Linked DNA regions of Homo sapiens: region 1 is linked to region 2. The links are chromatin loops, found by intact Hi-C in ENCODE. Cell type or tissue: PC-9. All regions are shown on one strand. Links, peaks and the distances in the headings refer to the core of each region. The heading gives the core; the rest is flanking DNA.

Region 1 (8,342 bases), core at 280-8,279, 62 kb before region 2:
AGTTAGGAATTCCCTTTCTCTCCATATTGCTGCGTGGGCATAGGGGACTAGGTAAGCATACTTAGAGTCTGTATACATATTTACCCTTTTTCCTTCTCCTAATTCAAGTGTATAATGGCCCCTGCTTTTGCTAGGATGTCTCTCTCTAACAAAGGAGTGGGGCTTTCAGGCATAATTAGAAAGGCATGTGAAAAGAGTAAAGTTCCCCAGTCACAACTTAGTGTCTGGGAGAAGTATCTAGTGATTGCCTGTCCTAGGACCCCTTGGATAGTGACAGATCTGGAGGACAGATGTCCGGGGCAGGACAGTAAGACTAAGAAGGCCGCGCCAGTGTCCTGGGGACAGTTAAACTCCTGGCCCTCAATGGTCAAGCATACCCGGGGCTCTGTGAGGGTGATGGCATGGGCTGGCGCTTGCCCTGGGCACCCTCAGTCCTGCTGCTGGATCATCTGGTTAGTGGCTTCTGACCCAGAGGACCTTCATTCCCTGGGGAAGTGGGCCTTCCAGTGATTCCCTTCACATAAGGGGCATGGACAAGGAGGTGGCTTATTTCTATTTGGACAATCTTTTTTAAAGTGTCCGTGTAGGCCGCAGTGGAAGCAAGCCCTATTAGGCATGTGATTTGCCCAGCCTTTCCCTGTTCCAGAGCCTCCAAAGTCCGCTTGCCGAGGGCCATGACTAAAGCGGTGGCCTTCTTTTTATCCTGTTCGTCCCGTTCCGCCTGCTCTTCCTGATCTCTATTATAAAAAACCAAGGTTACCAAGTTAAATAGGGTTTCTAAGTTTTGCTCGGGGCCTAAGGCGGACTTTTGAAGTTTTTTTCTAATGTCTGCAGCTGACTGAGTGATAAGCTTATCCTTTAAGATTACCTGGCCGTCAATAGAGTCAGGTGACAGAGAGGTATGCTTCCCCAATGCCTCCCTTAGTCTCTCCAGGAAGGCAGTAGGATTTTCTTCCTTTCCCTGTGTTATAGTGGACATCATTGAATAATTCAAAGTCTTCTTCCTAGTTTTCCTTAGTCCTTCTAGCATGCAAGTTAGCAAATGTCTGCGGCACCAATCTCCATCTTCTGATTTTGCGTCCCAATGAGGGTCTACACTGGGAACTGCCTGCTGGCCTGTGGGGAATCATTCTCTTTCCTCTGTTGTCATCCTATCATTGAACTGACTGAGACGCCAGAGATCACCAAACTCTCGGGCTGCAGCTATGGCGGCACTTCTCTCATTTGGAGTTAGTGCCTGATTTAGCAGTAACATTATATCTCTCCATGTCAGATCAAAGGATTGTCCTAACCCTTGTAAAACATCAATATAGCCATCAAGGTTATCTGAGAATTCACCTAGGTCTATTTTAATTTGCTTCAAGTCTGAGAGGGAAAAAGGTACATGCACTCTGACTGGGCCAAATTCTCCTCCTCCCACCACTTGGAGGGGGCGTAATCGGGTAATACTGGCACTCTTGGGTTCATTGTTTACCCCTTTGTCTATCTCTTTTTGGACTGTTTGGGTTGAAGGGGGGTCTTTATTAGTTGGGGAAGGAGCTGGGAGAACACCAGGGCAGGGAGGTAGACTCTGAGGGCTTCCTGTAGGGCATAAATTACACTTTTTACATAATTGAGAGTTTTCTCTTAATGAAAAGAAAGTTTGCACATATGGCACTTCACTCTATTTGCCCTCCTTTCTACAAAGGAGATCTAGCTGTAAGATGATGTTATAATATATACTTCCCTCAGGGGGCCAGGTTTCTCCCCCTTGAAGAGTATATTGTGGCCTGGCGGGACTGCAGAAGAATATAAGTTGTTTCTTTCTTAGCGTATGAGGGTCAAATTGGTCCCAATTCTCCAGAATACATCTTAGGGGCATTTTTGCCTTGGGGGGAATGTTTCCCATCTGAAAAAAGAACATAGGGATGCCAGGATCCCCAGTCATTTTCCAATGAGCTTTAGTCCTAGAGCGTCCTCTATGGTGTTAATGCTTATTCCTTTCCAGGGTGTGTAACCAACCATGGACCTCTGCTTATCGGATTAGTTACACTCACCAGTGTAGCAGTCCTGCACCCTTTTTCCTGCCTTTCTTGACCACAAAGAAAGGGGTCCAGGCTGCTGGATTCTAGTGGTCCTTTACCAGCATGCCCAACATTGCCTTTGGCTCAGGGGTGAGTCCTAGAGCTGGGCTGGATTCCTGAGTACTTCAAACAACCCAGCTGCCCCATCCAGATTCATTCCCATAAACAACAGTTCTTATGCGAATTCGTTTTGGAGAGGGTGTAGGTAAACTTTTGACTCAGTATTGAGATAGAGTTGTTTTTTTTTTTTTTTTTTTTTTTTTTTATTCTGTAAGTACTTTAAGGCTTGGCTGAGTGCAAACAGCTCACACGTTTGAGCAGACCAATTATTAGGCAATTCTCCTAACTCTGCTTCCACAAGAGTCTCCCTATCAATTACTGAATACCCATTGTGGTTTTTTCTCAATCACCCGGGAGGAACCATCTGTCGTCCTGAAGGGAGTTCCTCCTAGGTCTGATCGGACTTTGTATGGTAATTAAGATTGAAATCCCCTGTTAGGAAATCTGCTGGGTTAAGAGAATTTTCAGTGGTTAGTGTTAAATCACCTTTTTCTAACAGAATAGCCGCATACTTTAAGATTTTTGAGTTAGTAAGCTACTTTTTTGCTTTTTTTGATTTAGGATAGCTCTGAACTGGTGAGGTGTGCTCACAATGAGGTTTCCTCTAAAGGTTATTTTTCTACTTTCTTCTGTTAGCAAGACAGTTGCCGCTACCAATTGAATGCATTTGGGCCATTCGCGGGTTACTGAGTTAAGAATTTTTGATAGGAAGGCTATGGGTTGTCAGTGGTCTCAGTGTTTTGGGCTATGCCCTTGTTTACATTGACAACAAGGTAATATTGGAGTGTTATAGGGTCACGGAGAAGACCTTCAATTATCAATTACAGGTTTTAAATTTACCCTGGCTTTTAAAGGAATAGGGCACACTGTTTTTCCTTTACTATTTCTATCTTTCTCTTTCTCTCTTTCTTCTTTGACTTTCTGTCTCTCTCTGTTTGACTCATCTTTTGTCTCTGTTTCTTCCTCTCTCTCTCCCTCTCTGCCTCTCTCTTTCTCCTCTCTGCCTCTGTAGAAGGATTTTGGAAACATAGTGGAAGGACATTCGCTTGTTGCCCCCATTTGCCACTATAGGAATATGTGCCTCCCTTTAATTTACTCAATTCATTTTCAACCTGATCTATTATGTTGTTGTAGACCCAGTTCCAGTTGTTAAAGTACTGGGTTATCAATTCTAAGGCCCTGGCAAGGGTGGTGGGGAACGGGTCCCACATAACTGCCCATGTCGAGAGCTGTATGCCTGAATTGGGAGAGTCACCAGGGCCAAGACTCCCTGGGTTCATTGCCTAGGTGCTTAAGGACACAGCGTAGAGCTTCCTTAGATCCCTTTGGAGATACAACCTGCTCTAATACTTGGGAACGGAAGTGAAAGTCTGAAGCATTAGTACCTAGGAGGCAGGGATCAGAGGAAGTAGATTCAGAGGTAAGGAGAATTTTGGGGCTACACTTTCAAGAAAGTCATGGTTAGGACCCAGGAGATATGGGTCAGAAGGAGAGGTAGGGGCACACACATGGGCAACTGTTGAGTAGAGACTTCTGGCTGTGCAATGATCTCCACCGGCCAATGCCAGGAGTTCAGGACGACAGCTTTCTGCCTCTAGCCGACCCTCGGCTTCCCTAGGAAAATTGTGAAAGCAGAAGCTGGTTCCAGGCAGAACAAAGCTCCCAACACAGAAGGGTTGGGGGTTGTTAGAAAGCTTTTTCCCAGGAAACCTCACACCTGAGTCCAGCAGCCACGCTAATCGTTTTTAACTGGCTGATGGGTGCCCGGTTATTTTCCTCCAATTCTAAGGAAGGATAGGACAGAATAGCAAGTGAAAGTGGTTCAGTATTACTCACCGCTTTGGAGAAGCGCCGTACGGGCCACCAAATGTTACCGGCGGGTCTTTGTTCTTAGAGTTCCCAAGATGGTGGCAGGCCACTCCCAAGATGGGGCGGGCTGCTCCCAAGATGGCAGCAAGCCTTTTGTTCTCTGACCTGGGGTTCTTGGCCTCACGGATTCCAAGGAATGGAACCTTGGGCCATGCGATGAGTGATATAGCTCTATTAGAAGCCATGGGTCACAGAAGGAACCATGGAACCCAGTGACTAGTGTTCAGCTGGATTAGGACGAACCTGGGCACTTAGCCGTGCAGGAACAACGGCAAGCCTCTAGCTGGATCCAGAGCGGCAATGGGCGCCTCGCTGAATCAGGAGCACAGTGGACACCCTGCCGGATCTGGAGGGGTTGAAGTCAGCGGTGGGTCTGTGACAGTGGCAAACAGCAGTGGTGGACAGCAAGCAAAAGCTCAGCTCGAGCCGTAACAAACACGGACCAGAAGAGTGTGCAGTTGCAAGATTTAATAGAGTGAAAACAGAGCTCTCATACAATGGGAGGGGACCCAAAGAGGGTTGCCCCAGTACCACAGATTTCTAAAACATATATGTGAGTTCTTAGTTGTGTCCACAAAGTCTTGAATGGTGTAAGATAGAGCCCGTCTAGAAAAAAAATAAAACAGCAATCGTTTTCTTAACTGTTTAAACGGGAAAGCTGACAGTTCAGGAATTTCTTTACTTTTTCCACTGAGTCCTTTTCAGTCCATGTAGAGTCCACCCAGAATATGAATTTGGGAGTTTCTTCTCTTGTCTTTCTTTTCTTCTCCTTCACCACGAGAGTTTGTTCTTTTGTTCTCTCTCCTACACCATCTCTCTGTAAGCTCTGGACGAGTAGCATTTGGCCTTTATTGTGATTCTTGGAGAAGGCTTTATTTGAGTCTTTAGATAATTTTGAATAAGCATATGCAGGTCAAAATGGTCAATATTTAGCTCAGTAATATTGATTGCATCATTTTGATGAGCTGTGCTGACAAAAAGTCCCTGCTTCTTGGTTCCAGTAAAAGAAATCACACCCCTCTAGCAGTGTATGCTAATAGATACACTAATTAATGATGTATAAACACAGGGAGAAGAGGAAAAGGGAAAAATAAAATTTTAATTTATTATTTTCATAATTTAATTTTAATTATGAGATAAGATATCTCAATATAAAGAAGAAAAGCAATATGATGTGATTTGGGTAAAGAATTATCATTTTTATATTTTATAGCCACAGTCTTCCTGGAGTTTTGGAAAAGGAGAAGGAGTATACTGACCTATACTTGGGACCTTATCGAATGGGAAGAAGAGGAGGTAAGATGTTAGGATACAAGGAAATAGGGAAACTGGGCTATTACAGGATATGGAAAATTACTGCCCTAGCATTCCGGCTGGAAGCAGTTAACCACCATTAGATTTTTCCCTTGATCTTTCCTACTAAAAAGATTTATTATTTTATGAAGATAATAGAGATCAATGAAGTATGTATTTTTCAAACCACTTCTGTGATGTTTCTTTAAATTACATTAGTGGAAAATTATGCTAATTTCAATACTGCTCGGGATTTATTTGGAAGGTAATTTGATGTTATTTTTAAAAGGTTGCTTTATTGTGAAGACTTAATACAAAAGTAGGCCAAATTTAGGAGTATCGTATCAATTCTTGGGGGTATGTTTTTTTAGTTTATGGCTTTGATATTTAGATAACTTTCGTTTCTCTCATAGGAAACACTTCGTCCCCAGTTTGAAGCCAAGTATTACAAGATGGAGATTGTAAATCCCATCACGGGAAAACCTGAACCACATCAGCCTTCCTCAGACAAAGTCACTCGTCTTCTTGTTTCTGTCTCAGGAATATTCTTCATGGTAAAGTATAGGCATCGATATCAAAATGTTTTGGGATTCTAAATTTAGAAGTAAGTTCAATGATACCAACTCATTTTGTGACGTTGAGAATGTCAGAAACCTTATTCTTTCCAACAACTTGGTAACACGTACAATTAAACAAACAAATCACAACAGGTTATGGAGATTTTACAAAGGCAGTTTGTGCACCTTTTTAAAGAAAATACTCTTTGGGAGAAACAGAGACCATCTAAGATAAAATGGAAATTATATCAGTTGACCTGATGGATTAGACATCTTGTGTTAAAAATGAGCATTCCATTTAAGAGGACGTTGGGAAGAATTTGCATGTTAGTGTGATAACTTTGTTATCATACTAAAACAACAAATTTTGTCCTATTTGTTTTGACTAGAATATAACTTCCTTAAAGGAGAAAATTAAATCTAGATATCCTTTCTTGGAAAGGTAAATACCTTCAATTCTTGGGGACAGTAGATTTGATCTACGGTTTTGCTTTTGACTTGTTAATGATGTAAAATATGGATGTTTTTTCTGGTGTCCAATATTGTAGATATCCTTGGTGATCACTGCAGTGTTTGGAGTTGTGGTGTACCGCCTGGTTGTCATGGAACAGTTTGCATCATTCAAGTGGAATTTCATCAAACAATACTGGCAGTTTGCAACATCTGCTGCTGCTGTCTGTATCAATTTCATAATCATTATGTTGCTGAATCTTGTAAGTGTCTATAATGTTATTCTTCAGTAGACAAAAAAGGGGTGGAAAGGGGAGAGGTCTATGTTTCCTTTATATTTGAAATGTATTTACATGGAGCCAAAATAAGACCAAGCCACATTTCTGTCAATGACAATTCAGTTTAACAGAAAAGATTTCATCTTTGTAGTTTAGATGATAGATTTTTGAAATTAAAATAAATGCTAATTGTATTATCTTCCCTGCATTTTGGGTTTATAATCTGATTAGTGATAGCTTCCATTCAGTTAGTATCTCGTGTGTGCTAGAGATGGTGCCATGCACTTTTCAAACAAATAAAGAATTGTTTGGGCTTTAAAATCATCCCAATAAACTCCATTTTATGGGAAAACTTGTTGGAAAGATATGGGAAAATCTTTTTGAAAGCGAAGTATTGTTATCTACTAGTCTTCATGTGAAATGAAAAACAGTAAGGCAATTATTCCAGTTTTCTTTCTCTGGAACTACTGTTTCTCTCTCCCTTGTCTTCTTCCCTCTTCTCTCGTCTCCTTTCCTCTCCTCTCCTCTCCTCTCCTCTCCTCTCCCCTCCCCTTCCCCTCTCCCCTTTCCTCCCCTCTCCTCTCCTCTCCCCTCCCGTCTTCTCTCCCCTCTCCTTTCCTCTCCCCTCTCCTCTCCTCTCCCCTCTTCTCTCCCCTCTCCTCTCCTCCCCACCTCCCTTCCCCTGCCCTCCTCTCCTCCTCTCCCCTCCCCTCTCCTCCCCTCCCTTCTCCTTTCCTCCTCCCCTCCCCTCCCCTCTTCCCCTCCCCTCCTCTCATCCTCTTCCCATCTCTCCTCTCCTTCCTTCTCCTCTTCTCTCTCTCCCTTAATCCCTCCCTCTCTCACTTCCTCTCCCTCCCTTCCTTCCTCTCCCTCCATTCCTTCTTCTCACTCCCCCTCCCTCCTTCCCTCCCTCCCTTTCTACCTTCTTTCCTTTCTCTCCTTTTCCCATTGCTTCTCTTTGCATGCCTGCTCTATTCTATCAGGAAGATAACTGTTTTTTGCCTAACTATACCATTTTGTCATAGTCTGGCATGCTGTGGCATTGCTACGCCTTTATTCTTTGACTCTCTCTATGACCATGTTCCTCATGTTTCAACTGCTTATTTAACTTAAATCATCCAGTATTTTTATGTGCTAGTTACTCAAAGAAAGCACCTTTTTGTTTCAACATCGCATGCACTTAATGACTTGTGGACCAAATATCCATGGTTAATGGGACAAGAGTATGCATAGGCCTACCTCTTCAATCAGGTCTATCAATGGGAACCAATTTCCTCTGAAAATAGAAGGCACCTATTGGCACATTAAGGATAATATCTTTAATTCTTCCAACAGCTCCACAAAGTCAATTTATCCTTCATTATGTAAATAATGAAACTGAGATTCAAAGAGCTTAAATAACCTGCATATAGTAAGTGTTAATGTTAGTATATTTACATCATGAGATAATTTATATGATATAGCTGAGCCATACATAAGTAATAAGGTTGGTATTATAGATAGATAATATGCATTTGGTTCCAAATGTGATTGATACTCATGTTACTTGTTTAGCCTGGAGGGAGTTGAGACCATTTGCTATTTAACTTTAAAACAATAATCAGAGAAGATCTTAAGAGAAAAGTGAACAGTCACAGTTATAAATGAGTACTCATTATTATGAGGACAATAGTTAACATATTCTACTGGAGTTTGCTTTGCTCGGGTCCAGTTTAGTTTGTAGAAAGTGAATACTGTTTACATTATCTCTAAACGAGCCATAAAATAATTTA
Region 2 (8,342 bases), core at 279-8,278:
TCTTAAGTGCTGTGACACTCTAGAAGATTTCATTCTGCCTTTTGAAAATCAAATCACTCCCACCCCCAGCTTTCCAGGCTGCCCAAGAACTTAGCAAATATCTCATGAGAAAACATCCAGGCATTTGGGGCTTCTGTACCTTCCCATCTGTCACATCAGCCCCATGCAATTGGTAAAATTCATTGGTTTCTATTGCCCTTGGTAGAGACACTCTGACTTGCTGAGCCTAATTCTTAGTATTCACCCAGATTTGACAAATGAATGCCTCCAGGAAAGGGAAAGAATAGGTGATTGCCAATTTCCCTAGGAAGGACTTTTCTCTCTCTGGAACATTCATGTAGTTCTTGTTTCCATACATCTTCAATGTCTTTAAAAACTTGATTTTTGTTACCGTAGGAATGCTGACTTAACAATATCCCATCTGGAAGAATTACTTCATTTTTATTTTCATAGCACTTACTGCATTTTAACATTCTATACAATCTACTTATTAATTATGTTTATTGTGTGCATCTCTCTCCCCTCTCCCACCCTGCTAGAATGTAAGCTACACAGGGATAGGGGTTTTTGCCTGTTTTGTTCACTGTTAAGTATCAAGCATCGATAATTTTTCCAGCAAATCATAGGTCTTGAATAAATATATATGTTTAATAAGTTAAGTAAAAAATAAGCAATGTTTATTAACTACTTAATTATAATTGAATAATATTATGTGCATGCATATTTATAAAACATATTTTATAGAGTTTTAATGCATAGAAAGTAATTAGCAAAATATCTAGTGTGTAGTAACTACTTAATAAACATAAACCAGATGAAAAGGCAAGATAGGAATTATTGGGAGAAAACGGCAGGGCAGGAATCTGTCTCATTAAGGTACAATTATGAGAGTTAGGGAATGGAATAAAAGAGCTTGGTTGCTAAAAGTTTATCATTAGAATGGAAAGAATAATACATTTGTAAAATCCTGGCATTTGTAATAAAATAATTAGGCTAGAAACGTATGAATCTTTGAATCACATGATATTTTTCTTTTCTCCCAGTTGCTTGAAGGGATATGTCAACAATAGCCTATCCTTCTTTGACCTGAGTGAGCTTGGTATGGGAAAATCTGGTTATTGCAGGTACTTATAATAGTTATCTTTCCTGCTTGCTTTCACCATTCCAAGTACTCCCCCCTGCATGTTAATGAGGACATTTAAACTGTTATTTTGGCATTTTGGCAAATCAAGAAAATTTGGGCCTCCACTCTTTGATCTCTATTTGTCATTCTCTTTGTTTTTGTGGATTTCAGGTACAGAGACTACAGAGGCCCGCCCTGGAGTTCCAAACCCTATGAGTTTACTTTACAATACTGGCATATCCTTGCTGCTAGATTGGCCTTCATTATTGTGTTTGAGGTTAGTCACAAGCTGAGATGAAAATTACTATAGATAAATGCTTTTCTAAATGATTTATCAGTTGCCTCTTTGAAATCAGTTCCTCAGACTTCCATAAAAACACTTAAGTAGGTCCCGTAAAAGGCTTTAATACAATGAAAGCATTATTACAAGTACAGAAAAGCAAGAGCTGAATAATGTAAGAGTGTACATTAATTTAAATACCAGGAAATCAGCGTTAATAAAAAAGCTACTGCACAGTTGAGCTGAAAACTTTTGAGCCTCCTACTTTTGAGCCTTTTAGTAACCAAGTTTAAAAAGGAAAGGATGATTTTCATCATCCAATAAAAGAATCCATATCGATTCATTGGGATGGAAAAAACTGATTTTCTGAACAATCAATTCCAATTACAGTTGATCACTTATATATTTGTGTAAGCAACACTGGATGGTTCAATAAATTGTGCTTGAGAACATTTTATTTAAAAATTCAGAGACTTTGATTATCAGATCCATACAATAATATCTGATTGTAATCCTGTGAAGAAATTTGGCAGAAGCTATTGTATTATTGCCTTGTTTAGCATACAATTATTTCAATACAGTGAATAATTTAGCACTGGGATATATTGAGTATCTACTCTCTGAGGTACCACTAAGGTCAATAAAAAGACTTTAAATGAATCTGTTTTATATGGCCACACCAATTAATTCAGAGAAAAGGTAGCTATGACTAAGACTTTTGGAACAAATATTTTTAAAGGTAATACACCTCTCAACTGATCTCCAAAAAGTACTTCAAATTTTTTAGTGAAGTATCCTTCATCTTTAAAATGAAATGCTTACCCCTAAGGGTATCATCGAGGACTGAAATTCTGTTATTTAACGACTTTGCACCTATATACATGTCTCCTGATGAAGTGAGAGTGTCTAATATAAGAGTTAAGGCATATTTCCAACCCGGTGATTAAAAAAACTTCTGTTGTGTTTTTATTTACACTTCTCCCCCCATCTTATTTTGGAGCTCAAATGAACAAAGTTAATAGAGTGCATGGATTCAAAGCAAACTGTCATCATTGATCCATGTAATTTCCTCACTATTTTTTTCTTCTTCTTTCACCACTGCTAATTCCATTACCCACCCATTCCAAAAACATCCACTCCCTTTTCATCCGTATAAATTCTTCCACATATTTACTTGCACATGTGTTTGTTTACAAAAAAAATACATAGTATTAATTTGAGTGTTCTTTTTCAAAATTACTTCAATGGTATTGTTTCATGAAACTTATTTTGTGCCTTCCCCATTTTACTGTTTTTAGATATATAGAGAGCTAGCCATGAGATTGATCCACGTTTAGAACATTTTTTCTGTCTTCCGTATGATATTTCATCAAATGTATTAATCCTTTGTCAGGTGGATAGTTTGGAAATATTTTCCCCATTCTATCAGTTGTCTATTCACTCTGTAGATGTTTTTTATTTGCCATGCAGGAACTTTTTAGCTCGATATGATCCCATTTGTCTATTTTTGATTTTATTGCCCATGCTTTTGAGTTCTTACCCCAAAAAAATCTCTGCCCAGGTCTATGTCCTAAAGCATTTCCCCAGTGTTTTTCTTCTAGTGGTTTCATAGTTTCAGGACTTACACTTGTCTTTAATCCATTTGGTAAGAGATAGGGGTCTAGTTTCATTCTCGTGCACATAGATATCCAATTTTCCCTCCACCATTTATTGAAGAGACTATCTTTTATTGTATTAAATATTTTCCCCTTAGAGCACCATTTAGAATGAGTTGAATAAACTTTTTAATTATAAAATACTTCTGCATTAAGTTCTAATAGTCAGTGTTATTAAAATTATACTAACTTGGCCAGGTGTGGTGGCTCACGCCTGTAATCCCAGAACTTTGGGAGGCCCAGGCAGGTGGATCACCTGAGGTCAGGAGTTCAAGAGCAAAGAGCAACATGGAGAAACCCCGTCTCTACTAAAAATACAAAATAGCCGGGTGCAGTGGCGCATGCCTGTAATCCCAGCTACTCAGGAGGTTGAGGCAGGATAATCACTTGAACCCAGGAGGCGGAGGTTGTGGTGAGCTGAGATCACACCATTGCACTGTAGCCTGGGCAACAAGAGTGAAACTCCGTCCAAAAAAAAAGCTATACTGAATTATTTTTTGCTCAGGGACTTGAAGCATATCCCTACTAATTTAATTATAGCAAATGTTTTGAATTTTATTCCTATACCCTTGAGGCACATTCCTGGATATTTCTGTGAATATCAAACATTTTATCAAGAAAGAAACTTCTGATTATTTGCTTTTATATGGAAAAATATGACCTTCCTTATTATGATCTACTTTGCAGTACAGTCTCTTGGGACACATATAATAAGCCCAGTTAAAGTACCTTGAATTCTTCATAGACTATTATCTACTAAGAATCCATTAGGAATGTATTATTTTCCACAGGTTATGCTAACTCTATTAGTATCATGTTTTTTCCTTTCTGAGAAATTGAAATATCTACTCTTCTTCATAGGAAAAACAGGATGCATTTATAATAACAGGAGGTAATATTTAAGCAGGGCTCACACTATGACAAGCAATCCTTGAGCCATACACACACACACACACACACATATATATATACACACATACACAAACATGTATATGTATATTGTGTATGTGTATTTGTGTGTGTATGTGTATATATATTCATTTAATACTTATGCCAACCTTTAAGAAGTACTACTATTATCACCACTTTAGGGATATAACACAGAATATAGGTGATTTGCCTGAGGTTAAAACAGCTAATAAGCATAGGATTCAGATTCAAGCAGCCTCATTCAACATGTATACTTCCTACCACAGACATACTACCTTTGAGTTTTATTCCTGCTTTTTTTTTTTAATGCATTACTTTTGTCAGTTCATTTTTCAAAATATCGGCCAGGAGCAGTGTCTCCCACCTGTAATCCCAGCACTTTGGGAGGCCAAGGTGGGAGAATAACTTGAGCCCAGGAGCTCGAGGCCAGTCTAGGCAATGTGGTGAGACCTCATATCTACAAATTTTTTAAAAAAAATTATCCAGGTGTAGTGGCAGGCAACTGTACTCCCAGCTACTTGGGAGTCTGAGGCAGGAGGATTGCTTAAGCCCAGGAGATGGAGGCTGGAGTCAGCTGTGTATATGCCACTGCACTCCATCCTGGGCAAAAGAATGAGATGCTGTCTCAAAGAAGTAATAATAAAATAAAAGTAATATGTTTTTTATCATAGAATTATTATGTAATAAAGGTAAAAATATTTAAAGCAGCTATGATGATATATGAACTTAATAGACATGAAAAATGCATTTTCTGAGTTTGAGTCTAATGCTAGCATAACAGGCAGACTGCATTCTATGTGGTTTACATGATATGTGTTATGATCTATTGGACATGGGTTCTCCCTGGATATGATCTTTCTCATCTGTGTGTAACAATTCATGTCGTAATAATATTTCATAATATGTAAAGATTTTATAGGAGTGAATTTAAGATTTATTCAGTGCTTATAAAGTGATATCAACATGTTGCAGCAATAAGAGGAAGTAATTCTTTGTTTTGTCCTAATACTTAAGGAAGAAAGCAACAGTAGTGTTTTCAATATAATTTTTGAAAATATTAATATTCTAAATGGTACATACTAAGTTCTGATGCTTGATTCAAGGCAAATGCAACATTGTTCATTGTTGTACTGTTTTATAATTAGCATTTCAGAATCTTTGAAAACTGTCCTTTTCACATTTAAATTTGCAGCACCTTGTTTTTGGGATTAAGTCATTCATCGCATACCTGATTCCAGACGTACCAAAGGGTCTACATGACCGAATACGACGAGAGAAGTACTTAGTTCAAGAAATGATGTATGAGGCTGAACTGGAACATTTGCAACAACAACGGAGAAAAAGTGGTCAGCCTGTTCACCATGAATGGCCTTAGTTGACACCTGTTACCCATTAGGGGTGATAACATTAATGGGAAGAAATGATGGCAACTTTGAATGCTAGGTGAAATCTAGGAGGAAGGCATACTTGGCAAACCACATGTATAATATGCTACTTGGAAATGTATCACAGCCATCTCTGGGATTTGAAATATCCAGACTTGTAGGGAAGAAAACAATGACTTGACGACCTTAAAAAGGGTTAGATTGACATTGCAGGAAGCCAGGATGTAATTCTCAGAACCAGTCTCAGGGAGATATATGCTTGGAGAACTCTGCCTTCCATCAACTGCAGTGTAATGGGAAAGAGGGTGGTGAGGTTTTGAAAGACAGATTTCCATGTAAATGTGCACAAGCCAGGCATGGCTTAAAATATCATGCAGTCTTCACTCACATACTAATTTGACTTTGGAAAGTATGGTTGAGTTCAGATACTTATAAGAAATGACTTAAACAAATCCTTGCCTTGGCTGCCAGAACTCTACATCCCTTCAGTTTACAGGTTGGTAGGAATTGCCCATGTCTCTTGCTGAGATTATGGATCTGTGCCACAGGGGATTTATGCTGCTTTACATTGACTATGCAGTTGAAGAGTTGCACATCACCTTTAGTAGTCAAACCAAAAATCTAAGATTCCAAAAAGAACAGCATTCATTGAAATAATATTCCATTGCATTGGCTACTTCAAGTCTCTTTTACCCCTGGCAGAGCCAGTTGCAGTGCAATTTTTTGTACTAAATGCCAATAAAGCCACATACTTATAAACTATGAATGGCTATTCTTATATAGTTTAGAACACAACTAATCCATACTTTATTGTGGAAGGCTGTTTTATAGTTTATTTAATTTTTTCTCTATGATTTATTACAACTCTCACGGAATATTAACTTGAAATGCTGTAAATACGTTGGTTTTCCTTGTCCCTTTGCACCTTGACAGTACGTAGTATACATTGTGGTTTATGCAGCTCTGACACCAGTTTTTGCTATTGTAATATGTTTATTCGGGAAAACTGAGGCCAGATGCTCTGCAACACTTACGCTTTTTCAACAATGTGCACTCTTACTCATGAACTAATGAAAATAATGCATGAATATAAATCTATATTATTTGCTAAAAAAAGAAAAAACATTTGTGTTTTAGTTTCTTTTTTCATGACTGAAGGGAGTTTTATGTTATTATTTCTTCCATAGTTTTGTTTTGGTTTATTTTTAACAACGCTCTAGAAACAAAGTCAAATTAATCACAAAAGACATAATTTTGCTTTGTTGTGGAATTTCTATTTCAACGTCAACTCTGTATCTATGAGTATGTCTGTTCCACAGACAGATGAGGCAGGAGTGATGGGGCACTCAAGAAAGTTCAGAGGAGGCATAAGCTATGGAGGTTGGAAAGGAAGAAAGAGAAGAGCTGAAGTAAATGTATGGTAGAAATTAAGACGTTTCTTTGCAAAACAAGGAAATCACACATATGCACACATACATATTTATGGTTACTATGATTGTTATTATTTGTCCAATCAAGCAAAGCACCATTATTTCTAACATATAAAAGACCAGATCAAACACAATGGAAATAAAGCTACTACATATATATGCCAGTATTTCTCTAGTAAGATTATGTTTCTCTTACTAGAAAACTATTTTCTAAATATTAACACTGAAAATGTTTTGTTAGCTTTTCCTTCTTTCTCTCCAGAAGAAACATGGATAGATGATAGCTGTTTCATTGTTTGTTTTTGTCAAGCATATTCACTTTCCTCCTTGTCCTCTGATTCTGAGCAAAGGGCCTCAGACTCTGAACTTCCCTCAAGTGCCGTTGTTATGTGAAACTCTTCCATTCAGATTCCAGAGAGGTTCTCATGCTCCCCCCCCTCCTTATTTGTAGCAATCGTAGCAACTAATTCCACTAAGTACAAGGGAGTTTTTTACACTCCTCCATTTTTATAGCATCTGCATTTCTTTTTCTTTGTTAGGTACATGTATACACCTGCCTGAGTATAAATACTCTCTCTACCTAATAATAACATCAACCAACATCTTTTCCAAATTAGGGCCACAGAACAGCAACATTTGTCTGACAGTAGTATAAAGAATAATGATAGCTCTATCCTTAAGAAGTATTTCCTTTCCTTTTTATATAGTCCCGTTAGGGTTTAAAACCATATTGATCAACTAGAAAGAAAAATATGAAAAGAGAAAAATATTTTAATTTAAAAATTGTAATACATTGATTTATAAAATGCCTTCTCTGATACTTTTGAAACAGATGTGAAAAACAGAAAAAGAAAAAATTGTCTGAAATGTTTATTTTGCAAAACAGTGCAATAGAATCTAGTTATGCCTTCATCACTGTTGACAGTAAATACTGACAGCCCCTTGCAGTGTGTTAGTTTTAGATCACTCTGTTTTAGTTGAGAGAAATGTTTTATATCATGGTTTTTATATGAATACAAATTATTTCTCAAAGATTTATAGCACACACTATTCTCAGGAATTCTGTATTACATGAATGCTGCTTATATATTTTCATATTCTAACTTGTCTTTTCAAGCAAATAACTAATATATATGTGCATGCAGTCTGCCTTGACAAGTTGTTCCAAGCTGAAGAGCTTTCACTGTACAATGTGTGGAAAATCACCATAGATCATGGCTGAAATAGTTTGTAATTGTCTGAGTCTGTGCACGTACTTTTAGATAAAATGCTGCTGAGTGACTGCATGATGAGATACAACTTCTGAATGCTGCACATTCTTCCAAAATGATCCTTAGCACAATCTATTGTATGATGGAATGAATAGAAAACTTTTTCACTCAATAAATTATTATTTGATATGGTATTTTCCCTATAATTTGCATGTTAAGTTTAATTCTGCTTGCTTTTTAAATATTAAATTGAAATTTGTTTTCTATGGGGAGGGGGTGTTGTTCATTCTTTAACTCTACAAGGCTAGCTTCTTATTCTTGCAGGCCA

Evidence for each region. Peaks named below come from ENCODE experiments on the same cell type or tissue, not always from the same donor. Only the 100,000 strongest peaks of a DNase experiment are listed, where the experiment ranks them.
Region 1: it touches region 2 in a loop (13-fold over the local background); 3 of 110 quality-filtered maps call a loop at or near these places.

What each region holds. Positions count from the first base shown.
Region 1 is chr11:26,593,160-26,601,501 of GRCh38, forward strand. It overlaps ANO3 (anoctamin 3), which reads left to right. Exons shown (of 27, transcript NM_031418.4): 15 at 5,206-5,288; 16 at 5,699-5,839; 17 at 6,391-6,555. LOC107987160 (a long non-coding RNA gene) reads right to left here and starts at 4,015. Exons shown (of 2, transcript XR_001748157.2): 1 at 3,960-4,015. In PC-9, for the core only: no CTCF peak of the experiment used is centred there; a DNase peak (open chromatin) is centred at 6,432.
Region 2 is chr11:26,655,082-26,663,423 of GRCh38, forward strand. It overlaps ANO3 (anoctamin 3), which reads left to right. Exons shown (of 27, transcript NM_031418.4): 25 at 1,044-1,124; 26 at 1,295-1,400; 27 at 5,181-8,208. The coding sequence ends at 5,363. Among named protein-coding and RNA genes, the nearest start is that of SLC5A12, 63 kb to the right of the region's middle. In PC-9, for the core only: no CTCF peak of the experiment used is centred there; no DNase peak of the experiment used is centred there.